3 separate regions of the Homo sapiens genome follow, and regions 1 and 3 are each linked to region 2. A link is a contact called in ENCODE Hi-C or POLR2A ChIA-PET data. All regions are on one chromosome and are shown on one strand. The core of a region is the stretch at or near the end of the contact, and the rest is flanking DNA. Distances in the headings are between cores, read along the strand shown.

What was found. Hi-C counts contacts between places; a loop is a spot of excess contacts on that map. ChIA-PET counts read pairs that join two places held with the same protein, here RNA polymerase II (POLR2A). Pooled maps may share reads with other maps.
Region 1: a map with no recorded cell type shows a loop between it and region 2 (5-fold over the local background). The contact joins the promoter of NPSR1-AS1 here to the promoter of SEPTIN7 in region 2. A Hi-C loop is called at or near these places in 6 of 37 single-sample maps with no recorded cell type and 4 of 50 pooled maps.
Region 3: a pooled map shows a loop between it and region 2 (7-fold over the local background). The contact joins the enhancer-like site here to the promoter of SEPTIN7 in region 2. A Hi-C loop is called at or near these places in 5 of 37 single-sample maps with no recorded cell type and 12 of 50 pooled maps. POLR2A ChIA-PET finds 5 or more read pairs at or near these places in 1 of 52 experiments (activated CD4-positive, alpha-beta T cell).

Annotation. Positions count from the first base shown.
Region 1 is chr7:34,755,172-34,759,860 of GRCh38, forward strand. It overlaps NPSR1-AS1 (NPSR1 antisense RNA 1), which reads right to left and starts at 3,101. Exons shown (of 4, transcript NR_033665.1): 1 at 2,903-3,101. All of the region lies in intron 2 of NPSR1 (neuropeptide S receptor 1), which reads left to right.
Region 2 is chr7:35,799,759-35,804,302 of GRCh38, forward strand. It overlaps SEPTIN7 (septin 7), which reads left to right and starts at 1,299. Exons shown (of 14, transcript NM_001788.6): 1 at 1,299-1,512. The coding sequence starts at 1,452. It overlaps SEPTIN7-DT (SEPTIN7 divergent transcript), which reads right to left and starts at 867. Exons shown (of 5, transcript NR_120512.1): 1 at 732-867. RefSeq lists enhancers at 531-590, 713-1,336, 951-1,340 and silencers at 1,491-1,730, 1,761-2,210.
Region 3 is chr7:37,332,718-37,337,748 of GRCh38, forward strand. All of the region lies in intron 2 of ELMO1 (engulfment and cell motility 1), which reads right to left. Among named protein-coding and RNA genes, the nearest start is that of ELMO1, 110 kb to the right of the region's middle. Within about 2 kb of position 3,679, at least 7 of the 41 ENCODE cell types and tissues checked have a DNase peak (open chromatin) inside an H3K27ac peak, as active enhancers do.

The DNA of each region.
Region 1 (4,689 bases), core at 1,851-4,350, 1.0 Mb before region 2:
CTGTGGTTAGCATTCTAAGCAACTACAGTTTTATATTCCCACCAGCAGTGTACAAAGGTTTCAATTCCTCCTCATCCTCACCAACATTTGTTGTTTGGGGATTGTTCATTACAAATACATGAAACAGTGGTTACCAGAGTCAGTCAGGGTGGGAGGGAGGAATGCAGAGATTTAGGTCAAGGATACAAAGTAGCAAATACGTAGAATGATTTAATTCTTTACATAAATAGAACCTTACAGTATGTGTGCTTTTGTTTCTGACTTCTTTTGCTCAGCATTAGATTCAGGAGATTCATCAACATTGCTGCGTATAGTTGCAGACAGTTTACTATCCTTATTGAATGGTGTTCTACTGTGTGAACATACTACAGTTGCTTTTTTCATTCCACTAGTGGTGGGCATTTGGGTCATTTCCAGTTTAGGGCTACTATGAATACTGCTGCCTTGAACAGTCCAGGATACATCATTTTGTGAGCTGCTTATTTTTATTATTTGTGCTACCTGAATTTTGTATTATGTGCAGGTATTACTTTTTTTAAATGTCCTAAAAACACCTTTAAGGGCTTTTAAACTAGGATCAGAAACTTAGCTCCTTCCCTACTGACAAGCAGGCAGAAAAAAAAAATAATAGTAATAGCTAGTATTTACTGAATGCTCATTGAGCCACCTCTTTAGGGAAAAAAATCTTTTCATATATGTTTGCTTTTAATCCTCCAAATTACTCAAAGCCATAGGTATTCTCATTATGCCCATGTTAGACCTGCAGAAACTGAGACCGAAGGAGGTTAAATAACTTGTGCAAAACCATACAACTAGCAAGTAGGGAATCACAGTACAAATACAGGTCTCTGAATATAAAGCCTGTGCATTCACCCTCCAATTACACAGCCTCTGATTACACTCAGCTGGGAGTTCAGGGAGCCTGCTAGACATGGGGAGGAGAAGCTGAAATGAGAGCACCTGAAACTGCCAGCTCAGTCCAGCTCAACAGCTCGGATTGTTCTCCCCACCGCCCCCCTACTTCCTGTCCTAATTAATCAAATGCTCTTGAACATGAAAGAGAGTGAGATTGGATTTTTGTTAAGATGAAAGAAAGGAATCTGTTCCCATCTGGCACCTTCAAAACTCTCCTATTCAAGCCAGCAGGGAGCATTTATGCAACCTACATGGCAGTTTAATAATTCCCCAAGAATGCCAGGAGATTAAGCAATGTCACAACCGATCTGGATCCACCGGCACTTGAGAATAATGGAAAGAGCAGGGGTCTAAGGTCTAGGACAGGGGTCAACCAAATTTCTCTGTAAAGGCCCAGATATTAAATATTTTAGGCTTTGCAGGTCCTATGATCTCTGTGTCAACTACCCAACTCTGGCATTGTAACATGAAAGCAGCCATGAGCAAACAGGCATGGCTGTGTAACTAAAACTTCTTTTATGGCACAGATATTTGAATTTCATATAATTTTCATGTGCCTGGGCATATATTTCTTTTTTAAAAAATATTTTCTAACCAGTAAAATATGTAAAAGTTATTCTTAGTTTGAAAGCTGCACAAAAATGGAGGACAAAGTCTAGCGACCTGAATTCAAATCCTCTCTCTGCCATTTGTTATTTCTGTGGCTTTCGACATATTACTTACATTCACTAAGCTTCATTTCTCTCTTGAGAAAATGAGCAGAGCAGGTGCCATGCATTCAGGGCCTCCCTTGTGGCTGGCACTGAGCCACATGCTTTATATGCTTTACTGAATTAAATCCTACAATAACCACAAAAGGCTGAAATTATATGATTGCCTTCTTCAGATAGTTACGATGATTAAGAAATTATGTCTATAATTGTGCCTGAGCTGGCCTCCATAGTTCATTGAGTTTGATGCTTCCTGTTGTACGCAAAAATTGCCATGTTGGTTCGATGAGAGCATGCCTGCTTTTTCTACTACCTGTGGTGTTTTGAGTACCTATATTTGTATTGCACTTACAGTGAAAATTATCTAATTATATTATTCTATTTAATTACAATTGCATCAAGCTCCAATAAACAATCCAAATTTCACTGAACTGAAAGTTGAGTGCACACTTTGAATAGTCACTCCTTCTGTTAGGTTGGTGCAAAAGTAATTGCCATTACTTTTAGTAGCAAAAACAGCAATTACTTTCGCACCAACCTAATATATATGTGCACAGTAGGCAGTTTGGCTCAGGTACACTTATTCAAAACATTGCATTAAGTAAGATAATACATGTTAAATACCTAGCACACAGCCTGGGATGCAGGTGTCGGCCAGTGTTTGTTCCCCACTTCCTTAGTGACAAAGATTAGGCTTAGCTACTTTTTGGGAAAGGTGAGTGCCACCAGAAAGATGAGGCCAAGGCCTTATCAGACACACTGGAACACAGCCTTCCCAAGGAATAAATCCAGAATATTTTGTGTATGAGTTCTGGCTCTGAAGCCCAGCCTGTTCTTACACTGACCCCCCAGTTTCTGCCTTGATCAGCCACCCACTAGGCTGGGCATTGCTTCCTCTCACTCTGCTATCTAGTGACCCAACCTCGGCCCAACCCTCCAGCTTTCTTCTGGCCATGCGACTGTTCTGCTAGTCTGCTCCGCATATCTGCTCCTACCTTCCGATGCCTCCTCTGAGCTTTGGCTCCACTCCCCACTCAGCACAAACAACTTACTTTGCCCCAGTATGGGGTACAACAGCTCAGACTCTTCTAGAGGTCTAATCCTGGACACCTCGTTTGCTTTATAAGCACAATCTGGAAAGAAGAGTTTCATTGCTCAGAGCCCCTCAGGAAGCAGAAGAGGAGAGTGGTGAAGAGAGCATTCATCCTCTGGAATGACCATAACTGGTGTTTCAATCCCAGCTCCCCTCCATACTAATACTTGGGTGAGTTACTCACCAGGTCTATGCTTCAGTTTCTTCATCTGTAAAATGGAGGTTGTAAAAATATCATCTACCCCATAGGGTTATGGTGATGATTAAATTAGTTCTTCTATAGAAAGTGCCTGCAGCAGTGGTTAGCATGTGGTAGGCACTTTGTATGTGTTATCTGTTATGTCTGTTTGCTCTTACTAACATCTATATTTCTGAGTCCTAGACCTCCCCAGAGAGTGTGAAGTTCATGGTGTTTCATGGGAACAGATGTAAGCCCACTTGCTGAATCTCTCTCTGAGCTAATAATTAACAAATACATTGCACAGTAGCTTACCAGGAAAGCCTATACTGGTCTGAACAAGAAGAAACTTGCTGAACAATTCTAAAGCTCACTTCTCAATATAACAGCAGCCCTTGCTCAACATGTTGCCCATATCTTCAGTACCGTGCAGAGGTCACAGCCATCATATTCTGCCAGCTCTTCCCCTATGGGTTGAGCAACCATATGTGTCTTCCCAACCAGGACATTTTTCATTTTTAGCTTCTTGTTTTGACATAATTTCAGGTTTACAGAAAATCTTCAAGAGTAGTACAAATACCCCCATGTACCCTGTACACATATTCCTGAAATGTTAATATTTTTCATATTTGCTTTATCATTTCCTCTATCAGTCTATCTATAATACCTACCTATCTACCTATCCATCCATCTAAAAATGTCCCAGGTAATCAGCAAACCTGCTTTAAATGTCACCAATTATCCCAAGAACATCCTTTTTAGCACAAAAAACCCCGAATCATGTATTGTATTCAGTTGCCATGTACGTTTAGTGTTCTTTAACTTAGAACAGTTCCTTGGTCTTTCTTTGTATCTTATGACATCAACATTTTTAAATAGCATAGGTTAGATATTTTGTGGAGTTTCTCTCACTTTGGGTTTGTGTGATGTTTCCTTCTGAATAGATTAAGGTTATGTGCTTTTGAGAGTTATACACCAGGAATGATGCTATGTTCCTCTTAGTATATAGTATCAGCAGACACAGTATATCAATTTGTCCCATTACTAGTGATGTTATTGTCAGATTTCTCCACTGTAAAGATACTATTTTTCCTTTTGCAACTGACAAGTATTTTAAGAGTACATAGCCATCCTGATACTCCTTAAACTTTCACTCACAGCACTTACCATACAGTGTAGATTCCTGTCTGAATCAATGCTATAAAGGTTTCCAAATGATGATTTTCTAATTTCATTATTTCTTCTATACTTATTAGCAGTCTCTCTACTTTAAGGAAGAAATTTCCCTTCTCTCCCATTTTTAAATTTACATCATAGGTTCTTCTTTTATTCTGTGGGTTATAATTTGTTGCCATAGTTATTTCTTTTTATGCCTAGATTGCTGACTGGGGTCAGCAAGAGCCCTACAATTTGGTGCGTGTTTCTGTTGACATGTTTCTCAGCATTTTTGGGCATGTCCTCACTTGCCAGCACAACATGATGTTCCAGGCTTATCTTGTCCTTTTCCCAGCCCCAGGCCAGGAATCAGCCATCTCCAATGAGCCAAGTAAAACCATGGCATATTTAAGAGAAAGGGCCACAGGCATAATCATGGCGGGTATAAACTGAAACTGACCTAGAAATGCTGGGTCATATTCCCAATCTACCACTAGATGTCCTTCCACACCTCAATAGTTCTTCACAGGAAGCAGTCCTGGGGCATTTGGAAATGGTGGGATATTTGGAGTTATCACAAAGACTGGGGCAGCAGGGGTTACTTCTGGCATTTAGTAAGCACAGCCCAGGCATGCCAA
Region 2 (4,544 bases), core at 49-2,548:
CTGTCTTTTCATTTCTTCCTCAATATTAGGTTAATGACTCTATCCATATGAAAAATGGTAGCTTTAGTTCACTGATTTTTTGGTTCGTGTTGTATGTCAATTTGTTCAACAATGACACTTATTCATCCATTCTCCTATTAGTAGACATTTATTGTTTCACTAATATAAGCTATTTTGCTCTGAACTTTCTTGCACGTGCCTATAACTTAAAAATACACATACTTTTTTAAAACATGCAGTTAAACAGGAACATACACATTTCTTTAACATGTAGTTAAACAGGAAAAGTAACACATGTGCATGAAGAATACAACCAAGAGAGCCATCACGTTCAAGAAAAGACCACAGGTTATTCCGAGTGAAGTAAGGCTTTCACTAGAAGGCACTTGGGGAACGTTCCAATGACAGCGACATTCATCGCTACAGTAGAAACTCACACAATCGCAGCCCTTTATTAGTATTTTGTTACCCAGTAGTTCCTGTGTCCATTCATTTCCTCAACTGGAGTGTGAGCTCCAAGAGGACCGAACCGGGCACCGACAAGGTGAGCCAATATGAATGTGGCGAGTCCGCAATGGGGGCTACAGCGGCCGACCTCTGGGGCTGTGCCAGGCCACTAGAGTGTGATGGCGCGAGGGAAGGGTCGGGGAAACAGGGCCTAACCTCACTTTTCACCCCGAAAGTCAAGATAGCCACGGAAACAGGGATGAATGGGGAGCACAGACACCTGCCTCGAAGTGTCTCTTCACTTTCACTCACAAAGCCGTCGGGTCAGTAACCAGAAGCCGAGGGGCGGATGCGGCCCCCGCCCTGTGGCACTTTCTCAGTCTGGTTCTTCCAGCCGCGCCTCTTTGCCTTACGCCAATTCCGTAAGGAGGCGCTGAGGCCAACTGGCCGGCTCCCGCAGCTCCAAAACTTGACGTGAAATTGCGCGGGGCAGAGCTGACTGCGGCCATCTTTAATTCGGGCAAGACCCCACCCTCGCACCCCACCCACTAGTCCTTTTCAGCGTTCCCAGGATTTTCTCCAACAAATGTAACGCGGTTAACCTTAGAAGCAGTGTTGAAGAAACACGCAAAGAGGCCTGAGTATCCATGACCTCAGTGGTGCGAAACCCGGCCAACTTAAACATGGCGGCTAAACCCGAACAGCAAAACGTTGCTGACGCCAATGAAGTCATGCTCGAAATGGAGCGAGGCGGCGGAGCTGGGGAGGCGGTAATCTCGCGAGATGGAAGCCAGCCTCCGCTAGGCCCGGAAGCCTCGTCTGAGGGGGCGGGGGACGGAGGAGGGAGCGGGAGTCGAGCGAGAGCCTGTGGAGGAGTCCGCCTGCTGTAGCGTGCGTAAGCAAGGCAGCTACGCCGGGCGGCTACGCTGCGGAATCGGCGTAGGCGCCTTTGGAGAATCGGCGGGCTGCGCTCCGCTGGGGCTGGTCGCGGAGGGGGGGAGGGGATGTCGGTCAGTGCGAGATCCGCTGCTGCTGAGGAGAGGAGCGTCAACAGCAGCACCATGGGTGAGTCTCAGCTTCGGGTGCCGCGACTTGGGGTCAGCGGCTCCGAATGCCGGGAAGCTCTGCGGCCGCTGGACCGAGCTAGGGAACGCCCTGAGGCGAGGCGGAGGCAGCGGCGAGGGGAGCCGGGATGGGGGCCACTGCGGGCCCGGGGCGCGGCAGCGGCGGGCTCGGGGGGAGGGGAGGCGGCGGCGGTGACAGTTTGAATTGAACGTGAGGAGAGCCGAGGCGGCGGCATTTCCTGTGCCGCGGCGGGCTGGCCCCCGGCGCAGAGCCGCGGCCTCCGCGGCCGGAGCAGCCTGAGCGTGGTGGTCTCAGCCCTGCCCTTGCTTCTCTCCGTCCCTTCGCCTTTCCTCAGTCTCCTCCCGGGCCCGCCGGCTTCCGCGGCCCCGCTTCCTCCTGTCCCCGGCCGCATCCCCGTCGGCAGAAGTCCCCTCGTGGGGCAGTGGGCCTGGCTAGGAGGGTGGGGACGAGTGTGAACGCTCGGGCGAGGGTGCTGTGTGGGCCAACCCGGGCGGGCGGCGGCGGGGAGGGAGGAAGAAGGATGCACCAGGCTGAGGCTGTGGTGGAGGCGGCGGCGGCGGCTGCAGCCGCAGCTCCAGTCACCGCGTCGCCTCCCCGCTCCTCCTCCCGCCTCTCGGGGTTGCCTCTCTCCAGGCGCAGCCCGGAAGGCCGGTGGATGGCGGGCGAGTCTTGAGAACGGAGGGAGAATCGGTAGTTTGGTTTGGAATTTGGGCTTAATTTTTAGGAGTAAGGGAAAGAGAACGCCTGGGAAGGGCGCCCCCCGGAGGAGATAGAAAGGGTGGGAAGGGTCCTTGGAAAAGGGAGGGAGCGGAGATGTGGAGTGGCGAAGTTTAGGGAAATTAATTTTTGAAAATATTTCAATATTCTCAGTTATTCTCTTAACGAGCCCTTTCATTTCCTTTCCTCCCCCACATGTTGGAAAAAGAACAGGCCATTTCATTTACATTTTCCACTCCTGAGTTCCATTTCAGCTGTGTGTATAGTAAGAAATAAGCAACCGAGATTTTTCTAGGACATTTCCATTTGCTGAGTTACTTTTGAAGAGTACACTGTTTCAAATTTGGGTTTTTACAGTCCTAGGAAAGAATTTGTGACGTCCAGGTGTTTTCTTAGTTACTGAAATAATAACTTACTACATTTCTTGAGTTTATTGCTAAATAGTTCAGCTTTAAGAATTCTTTCTTCTGGCTTTTTTATTTTGATGAAAGGAAAAAATATCTTTGTTAGTGCCCCTGAGAATGTAAATGAACAGATCATCTAAATTACTAAGCATCTAACCTGTTTTACATATTTATGCACATGCAGGTGATGAGTATAGTCAGTTTTTCCCCCTAAAGTTTATGTGCAGACATGGGGAGGAGAGTATTTTAGACTTAAAAGTGTACAGGTAGGGATGAAATTTATGGAATCCTGATAGACTGAAGGGGGGATATAAACAATGACCAAGTCAGCTATTGCTGCTTGGATTCTTTATTTCTTCAGACTGCAAGGGAATGAGTAAGGGGTGGTTGGGTGGTGATGGGGGGGTGGTACGGTCGTGGCGGGAGAGCAGTAAACAATCTTTCATCTCATTCAGCTGTTCAGTGGGTGGGACTAAAGGAGATAAGAGTTGAGTGAAGCTATGAAATAAATGTGGAAGCTACATAGGTGATTTGCATGGTAGCATTGTCTTATTCTATGATGGGACAACATGATGGAACCAGGTCTTCATAACACAGTTATTAAAAATACATATTTTACCACATCTTAGGCTTACAGAATTCAAATTCACAACAAATAACAGAAATGTTAAGTTGATTTTAATTAGTTCTTATCCTTTAAAAAGAAAGGATATTGTCTTTTTCTAATGTAGCTTAACAATTTTTGTTGCAGGCTTTGGTTTGGAGATATTTGATGCATACATAATACATGAAAGGTAGTGTTAAAAGATTGTATTTCAGAAGTTTGTGATAAAATTGGTTGTTCAGATTTGCACATTGTCCCGTAGAAGTCATTTTAAGTAAATCCATGCCAGAACTTCTGAACAAGTCTGAGGCAAGTTAGGAATCCTTACAGAACCTAGGAGAATTTAGAGGAATATGCTAGGACAACAACAACAACAAAGCTTGGGGGAGAAGAGGGAGGAAGAAGAGTTACATCTATGGCTTCTAAGGTCTCAGTAATGGAGAGTGATCAGATGAGGGACCAGTCAGAATAAGGATAGTGGTAGAGCAGATTAGTTTCAGACTTTGTATAATTTGATGATATACATATTCATTGTAGACTGTATTCTGGGAATTGCCGATAGAGAATTCCTACCTGACTAAATTGCCTGCTGAGAAATGTGTTTCACATTTTGAATTAATAAGCTATCTTCAATTTTTGATTATAAGTTGAACATTTTAAACTAATGATTTATGTCTTTTACTAAGTTTTGAGACAAAACTTTTTGTATACTTCTTTTTTTGTACTAAGTTTGGACTGTAAAGATAAACTTTATTATACAATAGAAACTGAAGAAAAATTATGTTTTTAAGGAGCAGAATTGTAAGGTAGTTTGATTATGGGTTTAGTTCGCTATATGAGAGCATACTGTTAAATGTAGACCATTGAACTCTACAGCAGTGTTTTGAAGACTGCAGGTTGTGACCCATTAGTGGACATTGCACTTAATATTTTGAGGGAGATTAAATTTTCTTTCAGGTATTGTGTACTAGGTGGGGAAGTAATTTTTTTTAAGGATTGTGGTCAAAATGTACAGTATGGATGAGTCAAATCTAAGGTCTTCGAACCTTATGTTAGGGGTTGGAGGTCTTGGTGTGAGGAAGGAAGACTTTAAAATTAAAGACTGTTAAGTCCGTGTGGCTTTTTCTTACTTTGGATTCATTTATCCTGTACTCCATGTAGCTCGCATGGTTAGAGAGATCTGAGGCCTACTCCTATTTGAGAGGATGTTATCCCCCATAGCCAGAAACCAGGGTGGCTTCCAAAAGAAAAGGGTAGCATTCGGTGACTCTGCTTTAGGCCTTGAG
Region 3 (5,031 bases), core at 2,429-4,928, 1.5 Mb after region 2:
ACTCCAGAGTGGCACTAAGCAAGGCAGTGCACTGGCAAGAGCTGGGGGCAGGGGGCCCTGCCAACACAGCAAGGACGTCTGGATTCTATTCTAGTGCAATGGAAGCCAGTGCAGAATGTTAGGCCTAGGGGAATGGATTGGAGGGGAAGGAAGAAGCGTGGCCTGGCAGCCAGCTGTTATGCTACTGAAGCCACCTAGGGGAAATAAGCTACAGCAGTGGCGGCTAGGACGGAAAAAGGGTGGATGGACTCAAGCCCACTTAGGAGGCTGATTTTACAGGACTTGCTATTTGAGGGGCTATGGAGATTGTGGGGATGGGGGTTAAGCATGATGGTGATGCCATTGACCCATGAATGCATTTGATGGAAAGCTAGGAACAAGAAACTAGAAAAGCACATATTTTATTTGCTAGAGGCTGCTCTCATTTCCTTGGAGTTCTGGACACACTGCACATTGGTCTATATACTCCTAAAGTACAAGCTGTTTGTTCCTGGGTACCCAGAGTTCCTTCTCAACACTGAAATCCACATATTTAGATATCCTGCCACAATTAACCTGTTGACCTAACAGGAAAATAAGCACAAAGTGTAACATTCACAAAAGGTTCTAGAAATGTCAGAGGTCTTAGTCATCAAGTCTTAAGAAAACATAGTTAATACAAGAGTGTCCTGAGTTGCCCGAACTTCTCAGAGTGGCAGTGTTGTGGAAGGAAGTAGAACAGAAGAGAATCCCACCAGCACCCACCTACAGAGCAAACTAAAAATCTGCATTTCATTTGCTGAAGGAAAAGGAGAATGCCAGAGTTCATTCTCGCTCAATTAAACTCAGCTCAGTTAAAGGGAGAGATATGTTTGCTGTGTTTTTCTTCAAAAACTTGGCAAATTTTTAAGATTTTATGAGGTTATATAGACTCTCTCACACAAGAAAAGAGAGCTAAAACCAGAAAAGTAAGTACCCCAGTCACTTCATTTTAAAGGAAGTTTAAGAAATATCTGTTACATTACCAAATCTAAAAGTTGCAAAAATCAGATGAAGGATGTCTATTCCTCTACCAATGTCATTTCACCTATTATGACGGTATGAAAGCAATGGTGCAGTATCACAGTCTTTATTACAGCTTTCTTAATTGGAGCAAAATGAGCTCTTAAAACTATGTTTGTACTCTCTGTAAAGGAGAGGCTAAGAATTTTTAGGACCATTTCCCTCATGGATAAATTGAGGCACTATCTTTAAAGGACTCACTAAAAGTTACCGTGGGAGCCAAAGGTAGCTCCTGCAGGGAGAGTGATAAATTTCAAGGGCTTCACAACAATGTTTTCAAATGTAGGTCCAACAGCATGAGCATCACCAGGGGAGCTTCATAAAAACAAGGATCCCTGAACCTTGAATCACTACACAATGATCCTCTGTGTATTTTCAACATGTTTCATGAGTGATTCTGATACAGAAGCAAGCTCAGGAGCCCCTGACCTAGTCCATTCTCAACAGGAGGAGACTCTGTCCACCGCCCAAGAGACATTTGGCAATGTCTAAGCCTGGCCAACATGATGAAACCCTGTCTCTACTAAAAATACAAAAATTAGCCAGGCATGGTGGCGGGCACCTGTAATCCCAGCTACTCGGGAAGCTGAGGCAGGAGAATCGCTTGAACCTGGGAGACGGAGGTTGCAGTGAGCCAGGATTGCACCATCGCACTCCAGCCGGGGCAACAAGAGCAAAACTCCATCTCAACAACAAGAAAAAAACCAAAAAACTGCCTGGGTTTTGGTGTTATACAGTGCTGGATTCAAATCAGTACCTTCCTAGCTGAGTAATCTTGGGCAAGTTAATGAACCTTTGAATAACTATGAAGTAGGGAGCCTAAGCCGATCTTGAAGGCTGTAGTAAGGTGATGAAATCCCACGTGCAAGGCCTTCTATTGCCTGCCACATAGTGTGTGGTGCTTGCTGTTATTATTACTGCTACTAACGAGCAAAATTCCATGTCAAGTACAAAAACTCAAATGGGTTTTACTCAATGAGCTTTTCAAAGGTCTTGTGTAAATCAAATTTATGCATATGGAATTATATCTTAAATATGCTATAGAAATATGGTAGTTGAAAAACTGCAGGCAATCACACTTACCTAAAACACATGCATCTGTGTTTCTTTTAGGGAATTAAACCCTTCCCAATATACTGGGGTAGGCGTGCTATTATAATTTTTCTGTTTGGAGAATGAAGACCACCAGTGTTTTATTCTTATCTTCACTGTTCAGAATTGAAACCTATTGTACACACACAGTAACGGAGATCAATGTGATGAACCAAAGGATACAAATGTATGTAAGCCACTGGCTGACCTCCAAGAGCTTATAATCTATTTCAAGAGAAGTGAGCATGAAAAAAGAAAAATGTAAATTACGTTACGTGTGAAATATATTAACTGCAAATAAAAGCTACAGGCAAAGAAAATGATATAAGAAATTAGAAAACTGGAGAAAAGACTGCATTATAATGCGATCAGAAAAGGTTTGAGTACAAAGGAGGCTCTCTGCAGTGCTTAGCAAAGCCAGGATTTAAAGCAGTAGAGAGCTGGGAGAAGGCAGGGGGCATTCAAGGTGGCATACTTTTAGAAGGAAACGGCAAGAGATGAAAAAAGACCATGAATGTGCGGGAACAAGCGTCTAAAGGAGCAGCTTCTATAAAACAGAGGGGTACCTGGGAATCACATACAGTGCCTGCAGACACTACCTTGGCCCAGGGACAATGCTTATGAAAAATATGGAAGGATGCAAAGCCACCCTAAAGAATCTGACTGAAGTCTCAGGAATACCAGAAAGCTCAAGAATCATCCATGTCTATTTTTTTAAACTGATAAACTTTTTTCAAACAAAATCTTTCCCCAAATCATACGCAAATGAAAATGGGACAATACAAAGGTGCTGCAGCAGGAGTGAGCGAGGGGTGCCCGGAAGCCCTCGGCAGCCACCCCTCTGCCCCAAGCCATTTGAGAAGCAGAACTAAGGTTGAAAACTATGTATCTCTTCCCATTGCCCTTTTTGGGCCTGAATATGCTCAGAACATCTTCTCCAAGCATTTGTCTGATGCACACTTGGTAGAGATGATGGATCCCCTCGCCTGATGAGATGGCCCGTGCTGGCTTTTCTTGGGTGAAGGTGAAATGTGTCTCCTAGCACAAATAGGATGGAGTTCCTACACTTGGGCCATAAAGAACGCATCTAGGCAGGGCACTGTGGTGGTTCATGGACTGTAATCCCAGCACTTTGGGAGGCTGAGGTGGGAGGATCGCTTAAGTCCAGGAGTTTGAGACCAGCCTGGGCAACATGGCAAAACCCCATCACTACTAAAAATACAAAGACTAGCTGGTCATGGTGGTGCACACCTGTAATCTCAGCTACTCGAGAGGCTGAGGCAGGAGGATATCTTGAGCCCAGAATTAGAGGTTGCAGTGAGCTTTGATTGAGCCTTTGTACTCCAGCCTGGGTGACACAGTGAGACCCTGCGTCAAGGAAAAAAAAAAAGAACATATCTAATGGTCCCCCCTCTACATGATATAACCTCAAAAAGTTGGTAATACCTGTGAGACTCCTTTCTTCAGGTTAACATATGGGCAGTTTCACTAACCATTTGTCTCGTCTGTAGACAACTGAAGTTAGAGAGGGGAACCATATATCCACCCAACAGAGAAATGAAACTAGTGGTTAGCTGGCAGGCTATGCCGGTGATGGGAACTGTTGTTATGTATGTAGGCAGAGGTGAAACTTTAACGTCATGAGCGAACATGGACTCTAAGACAAAGAGTGTCGACAGTGAACACACAGACCAGAGGGCTTAGCACTGAGGTTGGAACTGATCTAGAAAGAAGAGGAACCAGGAAGGAAACAATCCCAGATGAATCAAACAGGGAGGAAGAATCTCAGGCACTGAAGCTAGAGGAAGGAAGGGAGAGTTTCAAGAAGATGAGAATGGGCAGCTTTGCCGAGCGTAACCGAGAGGGTGAGGACAACCAAGGCAGAGGTGCCACCAAAAAGGGGAGCCCTGTAGAGAGGTAAATTGTTGTTCATGCAAATATTAAAATAAGCATGGAACAACATAGATGGCATATACTGGTAACATTTAAATAAGCCTGGAATGGAAAAACAGAATAAAATACTACCAAAAGAGAGTTACTAGGTCAAGGGGAGGATTTTCCAAGGTGAAAACAGAAGAGTTCACTGTTGAAGACAGAGAAGAAGAAAAGAATAAGAGAAGAGAACATGGCTGGGACAAAGCCCCAGGTAGGGTAGAAAGGATGGGCTAATATCATTTGACCCCGCAATCTCATTACTGGGTATATACCCAGAGGATTATAAATCATGCTGCTTTAAAGACACATGCACACGTATGTTTATTGCGGCACTATTCACAATAGCAAAGACTTGGAACCAAGCCAAATGTCCAACAATGATAGACTGGATTAAGAAAATGTGGCACATATACACCATGGAATACTATGCAGCCATAAAAAATGATGAGTTCATGTCCTTTGGATCCATTCTCAGCAAACTATCGCAGGGACAGAAAACCAAACACTGCATGTTCTCACTCATAGGTGGGAATTGAACAATGAGAACACATGGACACAGGAAGGGGAACATCACACACCGGGGCCTCTTGTGGGGTAAGGGAAGGGGGGAGGGATAGCATTAGGCGATATACCTAATGTTAAATGACGAGTTAATGGGTGCAGCACACTAACAAGGCACATGTATACATATGTAACTAACCCGCACGTTGTGCACATGTACCCTAAAACTTAAAGTATAAAAAAAAAAAAAAAAAAACACCTATGTGGAGCATTGGGGGTTGGGATAAGCTGAAAGCACTGGAAACAAATTGGGACCACCTCTTCCCTTCTCTGCTAGCAGTAGAAAAAGCAAAACAAAACAGGAAGGCAGGAGATAAAGGCATCAGGTAGTCTGTGATGCCATGCAAATATGTAGGCCGAGAAGTTCTAGGCAAAGACAGAAGTGGTAGCTTTCTGGTCTGT